Linked DNA regions of Mus musculus: region 2 is linked to region 1. The links are chromatin loops, found by intact Hi-C in ENCODE. Cell type or tissue: left cerebral cortex. All regions are shown on one strand. Each heading gives the region's core, and the rest is flanking DNA. Links, peaks and the distances in the headings are about the cores only.

Evidence for each region. A loop is a pair of places that touch in the nucleus more often than their neighbours do. Peaks named below come from ENCODE experiments on the same cell type or tissue, not always from the same donor. Only the 100,000 strongest peaks of a DNase experiment are listed, where the experiment ranks them.
Region 2: a loop joins it to region 1, with 2.3 times the contacts of the local background. A loop is called at or near these places in 3 of 42 quality-filtered maps.

The regions. Positions count from the first base shown.
Region 1 is chr11:113,863,637-113,868,995 of GRCm38, forward strand. Sdk2 (sidekick cell adhesion molecule 2) reads right to left here. Exons shown (of 45, transcript NM_172800.3): 10 at 5,214-5,330; 11 at 4,269-4,436; 12 at 3,356-3,458. Among named protein-coding and RNA genes, the nearest start is that of Gm51930, 62 kb to the left of the region's middle. In left cerebral cortex, for the core only: a CTCF peak has its summit at 2,152 (motif pointing right); a DNase peak (open chromatin) is centred at 2,171.
Region 2 is chr11:113,948,466-113,953,824 of GRCm38, forward strand. The region is part of intron 1 of Sdk2 (sidekick cell adhesion molecule 2); the gene reads right to left. Among named protein-coding and RNA genes, the nearest start is that of Gm51929, 90 kb to the right of the region's middle. In left cerebral cortex, for the core only: no CTCF peak of the experiment used is centred there; DNase peaks (open chromatin) are centred at 376, 2,119, 3,295 and 3,714; H3K27ac peaks cover 435 bases.

The sequences.
Region 1 (5,359 bases), core at 72-5,071:
TGCACTTACAGGCGCATAACCCTTGCCCTAGCCTCAGATGCACATAATTAAAAACAAACAAACACACACACACACACACACACACACACACACACACACACACACACACACACACACACAAACAAACTACTTCAGAACAGCAACAAGAACTATACCACAACTAATAGAATGTCCAACATCACTCAGTGCCTGCCAGGGCAATATCCCCTCTTCCAAGATGTGTACCATGCCTCTGAAAGACACTTGGGTGTTTGCTTCCCTCCCCACCCCCCTTTTCTTGACAGGGTCTCAGTATGTAGCTCTGGATGGCCTGGAACTTGCTATGTAGTTCAGGCTGGCTCCAGACTCACAGAGATCTGTTTGCGTCTGCCTCCTGAGTGCTGGGATTAAAGGTGTGTGCTATCATTCCTGGCTTGAGTGGTTTCTTTCAAAAGTAAACAAAAATATATACGTAGCCAGACTTGGTGGCTCATGTCTGTAATGTTATCACTTGGGAAGCTGGGGCAGGAGAGTGGCTACAAGTTTCAACCCACCTTGGGCTACATAATAAGAGCCTATCTAAAAAAGCCAGGCGTGCGCGCGTGAGAGCACGCACACACATACACACACACCCCTCTACCCATATCACATTCTTGGCATTATTTTCAGGAACCCTTTTGGCTCCAGATAACATCAGCCAATCTTTAGCAAATCAGAGATGTGTACAGAATTTGATTACCAGGATACTTGTAATGAGATTTCTCATATTAGCAAAAATTTAGAAATAATAATGAAAAGAATGCAGTCACTGTGAACTGGTAAACTGTTTCCCTCAGACAGTGGACTCTAAGCAATCCAGTAATTGAGTTGATGCAAACATATTTATTGACATGGCACAGGGGGCACAGTAGGTCCGCAAGGGAAAAGGATTAGAGACTAGAGTGTGTCTGGCTTCTTTAATGGAACTCAAATATCATTACTGATGGTGTCAAATTAAGGGGAATGGTTAACTGTACATGGGTTTTTCTGCTAGTCTTTTTTTTCTTGATCTGAATTTTCCTCTTGCAATGTAATAAATTCATTACATGGTAAAAGTATAAAAAGTATTTATTAATATTAATAATGTCTCAAAGTGGATTGTTCGTGTCCTGTCTAGATTTGGATCCAGATACCAAATAGATTCTTTGAGAATGGCGGGCAGCCTGCAGCTGTCTGGGCCTCACCCCTGGGGCCTGGCTTTGTCTTGACAGCACATTGCTTGGGATTTGAGCGTCCAATACTTAAATGTGAGCCGTTGGCTTCTCCCTTTCTAGTCTGCTCAGGGGACCCCGTTGTACTTTGTAGTTAGAATATCCTGTTTCTGGGAGAATATCAGAACCACTGGGCGGCTTTAAAAATACTGAGCATTGTGTCCCCTACCCCTATGTAATCTTGAGGCTGCAGATGGCAGCAGGGGCTGCCACTGCCCAAGGAGTGCAGGCTGGGAGCAGAGACAAAGGGCTGGCCTTGGGCAAATCTGTGAGCTCCAGGTTCAGTGAGAGACTCTTGGTGATTGATAGAGAAGAGATACTTGATGTCTGCCTCTTGCCTGTGCGTGTGCACACACACACACACACACACACACACACACACACACGCACACACACACATGTACACACACATGCACACACCTGTACACACATATGCACATACACACATGCATGCACATATGCACATACATGTATACATATGTACATGCAGGCACACAAATGCACGCATACACACAAGCAATGGAAACAGCTGCTGACATAACATAGTGGCTATTTGGGAGTTTTTCAACTAGCAGAACATAGTTGAGAACTAGAGAAAGGACACTAGTATGTCATCGAGACTGTGACTCAGGGGATGGCTTCTCTCTGAGGGCACTTTCACAATTGCTCTATTAATTTTTTTTTTTTTCTTTTAGAGAAAAATCTGATAAAGCCAGGATCCTGAAGTCAGTCTGCCAACATTCTGACTACCTCTGTGTGATTTCAGGGCTCATGTTTGTCCCTGCTGGCATGTTACAACGCCCCAAAGGTCAATGTTGAACACTTCATGAAGCGTTTCTCAGCCTGGGCAGGCCTGGAGTCCTGCAATCCTGGTTCCTCAGAACTCTATTATACTGATTGGCAGACTGTCCTCTGTCTAGTGACCACCAGGTGGCGCCCCAGGACACCACTGTGAGGCTTAGGGAGGCCATGTCTGCTGGAGGCAGGAGTGCCCGCCCCTCGTGGCCTCTTGGCCTCTGTGGCAATTGTGGGACAGTGTTACTACTCATTAGCTAGACAGCAACATGCTGGAATCTTCTGAAGGAGCAGTTATGCTGACTCCCAGCCTCTGGAGCTCTCCGGAGAGCACAAAGGGACACAACACACCCCTCCGTCTTGCGGCTCCCAGATCTTCTTATGGTTTGGGAGTACCCTGGGCGTCCTTGTTTGAGGTTGGGTCTGTGGAGCTTTGGTCCACAGACGCCCAGGCGAGACACTTGCTTTAGACCCACACTGAGCTCTTGGTCCTGGCTTTCCCACAGGGGCAGGAGGTAACTTCTGTTTAAGCTTTTCCTTTACATGCCCTCTGACGGGGTCATCCCCTGTCCTGTCTTAGCCCCGTGATCACCTCTGTGTCTTCTTGCCCAGACAGCTCCACTATGAATATTAAAATAAGACCTGAAGACCTTACAATAGGAGCTTAAACTAATTCATTCACACGAGGTTAGTTAGGGGGTTTAAAAAGTGGGGAGCACGCGGCAGGGGTCTTCTACCTCTTTATCCTAAACACCCTTTTCCCTTCCCTCTTCGTCTCCCTCCTCTCTTGCTGCCCCTTTTCTTCCTGTCTAGTATATGTGCACAATATGTGTATGGTGAAGTGCATATCTGCGTGCTAAGCGTGTGAGGCCAGAGGAGGATGCCAGGCGTCCTGTCTGTAATTTCTTTCCGTACTCGTAGACAGTGTCTCTCATTGAACCTCAGAAGTCTGGGGCAAGCTCCATCCCTCCTGTCTCTGCCTCTCCACACAGCTAGGGTTAGAGGTATTTATGCAGCTGTGCCCTGCTTTGGAATATGGGGATTTGAACTCGGGTCCTCGTGGTTAACACATAGGTGTTCTTAGCTCTGAGTCATCCCCCCACCCCTGAGTCCTCCTCCTTGCTCTATTTCTCTGTCTACCATCTCCTGCCTCAGGACTCTGCATCAACACGGTTCACACAGCATGGTCCTTAGGCACCAAGCCTCTTCTCCATCTCGCCCTGTATCCAGCTCTGGACATAGCCCCCCAGGTGAGGCCTTACAGACGGCATCAACTCCCCGATGCTGCCATCCTGTCTTATAAGCGTCCCTTCCCACTTTGCATGGAGTACCTGACAGTCACTCTGGGATCGTGGGTCACTCCACACACCATGGAGGCCTGGGTGCCCTTGATGACACTCTGGTCCTGGGGTGGCTTAGTGATGCGTGTCCGGGCTGTAAGACAGGGATATGTTTAGTGAACAGGGAGGTTGGGCTGACACCATAGTTGGCGGGGGAGGGACACGCTGGAGCTGCACATCTGGATGCTGGGAGATGTTGAGCGATGACCTCATATGTTGACAGGTTTATGTCACAAAAAAGTCCCAGGAGAGTGGAAAGGACAAACTGTCCCAGGGACACTGTGATTCTCTGAAGCCACAAACACGGTGTGGACTCGGTGCCATAGAAAGAATGAAAATTGCAAACTGAGAGTGACCAGAGCCACCAGGCCAGCTTCCTGGTGACAGGCAACTACTCACTCGAGGCCCTAGGGCTCAGCCTGGAGAGGTATGTCCATAAACCTGCATGTCTGGGGTGCACACCTCAAGTGGAAAAGGCTTGAGAGATCTGCTGGCTTCTCTCCAGGCTGATAATGGTGGGTGGCATACTGAACAGACAAGCTCACCTCAATGGGCCTCACCACCATGCCACTAATGTCTTGGCTGCTTTCTCAGCAGCACAAGGGTAGGAGAGGGACCCTGATGGACACTGTCTAGCCCGCAGAGCCAAAAATATTTACTCTCTGGCCCTGTGTTGATTCTGCCCTAAAATACATAAGACAGCTTTTTTATAGTTCTCTGGACTCAGCTGAGCATGGCATGACCTCTCCATCCAGTGGCCTTGCTGGCAGGGCCACCTCCTCCTGGTTCCTGGCTTCTGAGTTAATTTGTCATCATCCCTGTGACAGGAAGAGCCTTGGTTGTGTCAGCAACACAGTATGGGAGTACAGATGCTGGCGACCCACCCCTACGGATGGTCACTCACCCCACACCACCAGGTCTGCTGACGCCTCGTCTACTCCCCGAGAGTTGGTGGCCAAACAAGTGTAGGTGCCGGCGTCCGAGATGTGGGTTGGGCTAATGAGCAGGCTGCCAGATTCCAGCAGTGTGAATCGAGGCAGCTGGACAGAGCCACTGGCCAAGATGCGCTCCCCTGAGGTGACATAGGGTTTTATGGGTTATCAGATGAAACCTTGATGCTGGCCCTAAATGCTCCAGCATTGGAAGGTCTCAGCCGCCCACCCATCTCTGGACATGTTAAATGAGTTAAGTGTTAAGTGACAGGCTGAGCTGGGACTTGGTGACAGGCTGGGGCTCACAGGCTCACAGGGCAGCAGTACCCTTTCTATCATCCTTTCTGCCATGCCTCCACCCACCGCCATGTCTGTCCTTCACCCGATGAGGCCACAATCTGTCTGCTGTGGCTGCTTGCAGCCAGCTAGCCATGGCCTGGGGGCAGATGCACTTGGGCTGGGGAGAGGAGGCAGGACACAAGCTGACAAGGTGATGAGGGGTACCTCAGCACAGGACAGGATGCTTCTGGAGAGAGTCACCTTCAGGGAAGCTGAGGAGGTGATGGATGGATATAGGGTGTGGCGGGGCAGTGCAGGGGAGGCGTGACACAGAGAGAGATATACACAGGTAGATCGGTAGACAGACAGGCAGATGGATAAAGATTCTACCAGGTTGGGACAGATAGACCTCTTACAGTGGGACATAGGGGGTCTTGGGTCTGGCCTGGGAGACACAGAGACAGAGACAGAGACAGAGAGAGCAGAGCAATGTGGATTGTGAAAGATGGGCGGCGGCACAGTGTCTAGCCTTTACAGCTGCACGTGGGGAGCTCAATCCTGCTCACTCCTGAACCTAGAGTGGAAGGCTTTCCTAGACTCTCACGTGACTACGCCCTCTGAAGGACCATCCCGCCTACCTTTTTGCCAAGTGATAGCAGGCCGTGGTGCCCCTGAGGTCTCACATGCTAGTACCACCGACATGCCGTCAATCACCGTGCTGTCAAGGGGGCCTCTGGTGATATTAGGGGCAATGCCTGTAGGGGGAGGCAGTGGGATCTATTAG
Region 2 (5,359 bases), core at 118-5,117, 85 kb after region 1:
AAGGGTGGTCTCAGATTCTAGAAATAAACCCAAATACATAATAAGGACTTTCAACGTATGAGGAGTGCTGAATTCCAAATCAAGGCAGAGGTGAGGGGTGGGGAGGAGCAATTATTTAGCATACGGCTTTGGAACAGCCAGAGAGCCATGTGGGAATAAAATATAAAATTGAATATCCTTCCTCACACTTTACCTCAAAATAAATGCTGGAGAGATTGATGTTTTAAACATGAAAATGAAATTCTAAAAGAACTAGGCAGGGGGTGGGGTGGGGGAATGGATGAAATCACAAAAATTTAAAAATACACAATGCTGGTGGATTTAAGTTCCTGCCAAGTACTTTCTAAGTACCACGAGAGCTCCAGACGGTCAGGAGACAGACGATGCCTTCAACTCCATGAAAAATTCTTTAGAGGGAAGAGAAAACCCACACACCAAAAGCTGCAGCACACGACAGACCGGGGGAAGATATTCTCGACACTTAACGCAGAAAAGATCTAAGTGTCCTGAGGAAAAAATGCTCCCAGCCGCCAGGTACAGTATCACAACACCTTTCTTCCCAGCACTTGGGAAGCAGAGGCAGATAGATGGATCTCCAGAAGTTCAAGGCCAGCCTGGTCTACGGACTGAGTTCAATCCATCCAAGGCTACATAGTGAGACCCTGCCTCGAAAAACTTGTTTTTGAGAATCTGTAAGATTGCACGAGCAGGAGAACCGGGGAGAGGGTGTGAATGGTCCAGAGGGGAGATGGAAAAAGTGTGGGGATGTTTGAGCTCATGAGCCACATTAACTGAGTCACAGCAGTAACCTCTTTTCCTCACTGGCCAAAGTGTGAGAGTGAGGGTCCAGTGGGCTGGTGTGCAGGGAACAGGTGCCCAGAGAGGCACACCCCTCGTGGGGCTGGGGCCTGGTATGCCATCTCTGGAGTCACAGCCCTCCCATCCCTCCAGCTTTCCAAAGGCAGCACCTCTGTCCCCGCCACTTACGCATATGTGAGAGGGCCGTGTCTCAGAGCTGGGACACAGAGTTTGAAACGCCTGCGTTGTTGATGCAGAGGGCACCTCGGTACAAGAATGAGCGTAACTCCAGCACGAGGCTTCTCCATAAAAGGTAACCCCAGACCAACCTTTGAAAGCCCCTATTGAGTAACAAGTGTCGCTTACAGAATCTGCTATCGCTTGTATAGAAGTTGTCAGAATCTTATTTACTTGCAGTCAGGGTTTCATGTAGCTCAAGCTGGCCTCAAATTCATTCTGTTGCCCTGGGTGAACTTCTGATCTCTCTGCCTCCACCTCCACAGTGCCATCGTGCCATGCCAGGTTGATTTGGTACCAGGGACCAAGGGCTTTGTGCCTAGCAGACAAGCAACCAACTAATTGGGCTCCAACTTCCAAGCCCCTTGTGTATAAAAATGTACTTGCTGTATAACTATAGGCTTTTTCTAGGGAGTGAAGCATTTGGGAAAACTGATTAGTGGGTGTGTATCTCGTGTGCCTGTGCACGTACATGTGTGTGCACACATGTGCTATTCCTTCACTCTCCCCCCCCCCCCACCCGACCCCCACTCTATCATTTCTATGCTGTAGATCCTGGCACATGGTGTTTACCTGTGACCAGATGCACGCATCCACAGGCATCCATGGGTGTATAGGTGCAGTGAGAGCGGTTGTGGGTGAGCCACACTGAGGACAGGGGAAGGACTGGGGACAGAAGAAGGCCCTCTGTGTGTGATTCCAGGGTGTCACACAGCTGGAGGCATCCCTGTTCTTGAGCTCTGTGAATGACCCCCTGCCTGCAGAATTCTGGCAAGAGGTCTTAATGCTAACTTCCTTCTCATTTCCCTTAACAGGTCAGGAGGCCCCGACTGCCATTTCCTTTTGACATTGTCACTAAATACCCTCATTGTCACCCTTAGATGCTAGGCTGAAAGCTAAATAGCTCCATACAGAAGCTAATCTCAATTTAAACTGCCTCCTTCCTTTATCCCCGCTCTGCAACATAATATCATCTTTCACCTGATTGGCCAGGCTCCCTCTGCCTCATCTTTCAGGGCTGTCTACTTCCTAGCTTGGCCTGGGAACCACACAGCTCCCCTGGAGCCATTCCCGCTGGGAATACTGGCAGAGGGGAAACAGGGGTGAAGGCCTCTGCCAGGCTCCTAATTGGCCAAGGACACCCCTCTGCCCTTTAGAGCAAGTTTCAAAAGCCACTGAACAGAGACAAATTCCCTTTCAGACCTGAATGCCCTCAGCTCCTTCTCCCTTCCGGCCTCCTAATAGGAGCTCAGGCTAGCCAGCCTGTAGTGCCTAGGAATGGATAGGAAGCTGTGGCTCTGAGACACACTTTTCTCTTCTGAATCTCTCCGTCAGTCACGTCTTTCCTGGACTGACCTCCAATGGCCTCCGGAGGGCTGCTGGGCTTGAAGTCTGTACACTTGAGGCAGGGCTGGTGAGTTCTGGGGGAGAGTTCCAGGTCAGAAACAGAGCAAAGGCGCAGGGTCCCTTAAGCCTCTCCTCCTCCCAGACTCTACAGTTTTATGTTAGCTCAGGTCTGTCATAGAGGCAGGCTAGGTTTGCATAAGTCTGTATGGGGCCTTCCCACAGTGCCTGTAGCTCTACAGGTCTGTTGTGAATGGAAGCTCAGATATTTACATGTGGAGTGGGGAGGGCTAGTACCAAGTCTAGGCTCTATCTGAACCCAGGACCAGGAATATCATAGCCCAAGAGGAGGCTGCCAGGGCTCTGCCAGCAGAGCGTTTTGGGGTACACAGAGCCTAGGATGCTCAGCAGGTATTCTCTGCTTGGGACCCAGACTCCCAGCTGTTTGTCTCTCTTCCACTTCCACATCTGGTACACCTACCTGCCTGCTCCTATCCCACCCGAGCCAGGGCCTTGAACACCCTAGGTCCCCCCACCCTCTTGATGCACTCCCATAAATGAGATGCTAATCAATGCCCCTCCCTTGCCTCCTGGCAGATGCCTGGTCCCACTTGGCCTGTTGCCGCCTGCATGCCAAGTACTTCATTAGCCAGGAAAGAAGGCTTTTGCCCTCCTTAATCTAATCCTTGCCAGTGACCTTCAGGAGCCAGCACCTTCTGACGCTGGGAGCCTGGGAGGGTGCAACAATCAATTCCGCCCGCAGCCTCCACAGCTGCAGCCGGATGAATTTCTCGCTCAGAAAAGCGTGTTCATAAGCATCTAATGGAACGGATCATCAATTTGTTTGAATACACATCTAATCTGATTAGGGGGGCCTGGCCACGAGGGCAGCCAGCGTAACCTAGCCTCAACACAGCCCCGGGGAATTGTAAGTGGGGTGGCAGGGCTCCAGTTGGGGAAGGAGGAGTGTGAGCCTCAGCTCGTCACCCAGCAGGTTCCCTCCGGCCGGGCCCATTGTACAGCCGGCCAAAAGATGACACAGATTGAATAGTGAGAGTGCCAGCGGGTTAGGCTGACGGCGCTGGCTCCACAGGCCTACATGGCATTCTAGAGGAACCTTGTGAATGAATGACCAAGCCTGGCGGCACCGTGGTGCTCAGAGGATCCTAAGCCTCGGGCAGGGATAAAGTTGTTTCCAGGACAAGACTATTTGATGCTGTCCTGGGTTGGAAAGGGATACTCCTCTCTGCCCTGAATAACCCCTTCCAAGAACTTCAGAATGTGAATTTACTTGGAAACCCAGTCTTTGCTGGTGGGACCATTGACAACGAAGCCACACACTGGAGTAAAGCTAGCTCTGTGGGACGGGTGTCGCTAAAAGACGTTGTGGTACAGGCCTGATGACTCAGGCTTGCGTATTAATTAGTTTTCAGTTGCTGTGATGAAATACCATGACTAAACTCAACTTAGGCGTTTATTTTAGCTTCTGGTTCCAGAGGGGAAAAGTCTGTCATGGCAGGAAAAGCAAGGTAGGGGTACAGGGGGTGGGGTGGGAGGGAAGACAGACAGAGAGAGAGAGAGAGAGAGAGAGAGATACACACACAGAGACAGAGAGATACAGAGAGACAGAGACAGAGAGAGACAGACAGACAGAGATACACACACACATAGGGAGAGAGAGAAAGAGAGGGAGAGAGACAGAGACAGACAGACAGACAGACAGAAAGAGACAGACAGAGAGATACACACACATAGGGAGAGAGAGAGAGAGAGACAGACAGACAGACAGAAACAGACAGAGAGATACACACACAGGGGAAGAGAAAGTGAGAGAGACAGAGACAGAGACAGAGAGACACAGACACAGACACACACACATACAGACAGAGACAGAGAGACACAGACACACACACACACACACACACACACAGACACACACAGACACACACACACACACACAGAGAGAGAGAGAGAGAGAGAGAGAGAGAGAGAGAGAGAGAGAGAGAGAGAGAGAGAGAAGGAAGTAGGGAGAAGCTATAAATCCTTCAGGCCTGTCCCCAATGATGAACTTCCTCCCACAAGGCTCCACCCCCTAAAGGTTCCAAAATCTCCCCAAATAATGCCACTAACCGGGGGCCAAGTGGTCACATACACAAGCCTGTGGGAGCCACTTGTCTTTTAAACTCCAACAGCCTATGATGCCCATCAATCAGGAGGCTGAGACAAGAGGACAAAAAGTTCAAAGCTTGCCTGGGCAACTCAGCCAGACCCTGTCTCAATGGATGAATACAGGAATAAGTGGGCTAGGGATATAGTTCAGTGGTAGAGCACTGCCTGGGATGTGCAAGGCCTTAGGTCCAATCCCTAGTGCATATTAAATGGTTTTATGGTATTATCGTTTGCAGAAGAAATGCCACACCTAAGGGCTCATCTTCAAGGGCTTGCTTGGTTCCTGATGCAGGCACATCCAGGGATGGAGTTTGGGGAAGAGATTGGTTCATGAGGAATCTTCTCCAAGAGTGAGTTAGTCCATTGATAGATTCAGAATTTAACCAGGCTACCAGGATGCAGTGGAACTGTGGAAGTTGTGTCTTTGTTGAAGGGAGTGAGTCACAGGGCTTTTGAAAGACAGGCCTTGTCCCTGACTCCTTCTTTCTCATCTCTACCTTGCTTCTTGATCACCATGAGGGCAGCAGCTCAGATTGATCATGGGATGTCACCATGGTGTTCAGCCTTGTGCCCATTCCAGGGGAGCCAGGTAACCATGGAATGTAAATGAGGATGTGTTGAGCCAAGGCAGATCTTTCCTCCCAAATCCTCCGGGATTTGTCACACTGAAAGTCTGACAAAAAGGAGAAGAAACACGAGGGTGTTGAATCTTGGGAGGGAGGAGGCCACGTAGAGACAGGCAGAGACTAGATTGATGAATCCACAAGCCAAGGGGCAGCAGGCATTTCTGGGGAAGCCAGCAGGAGCGGGA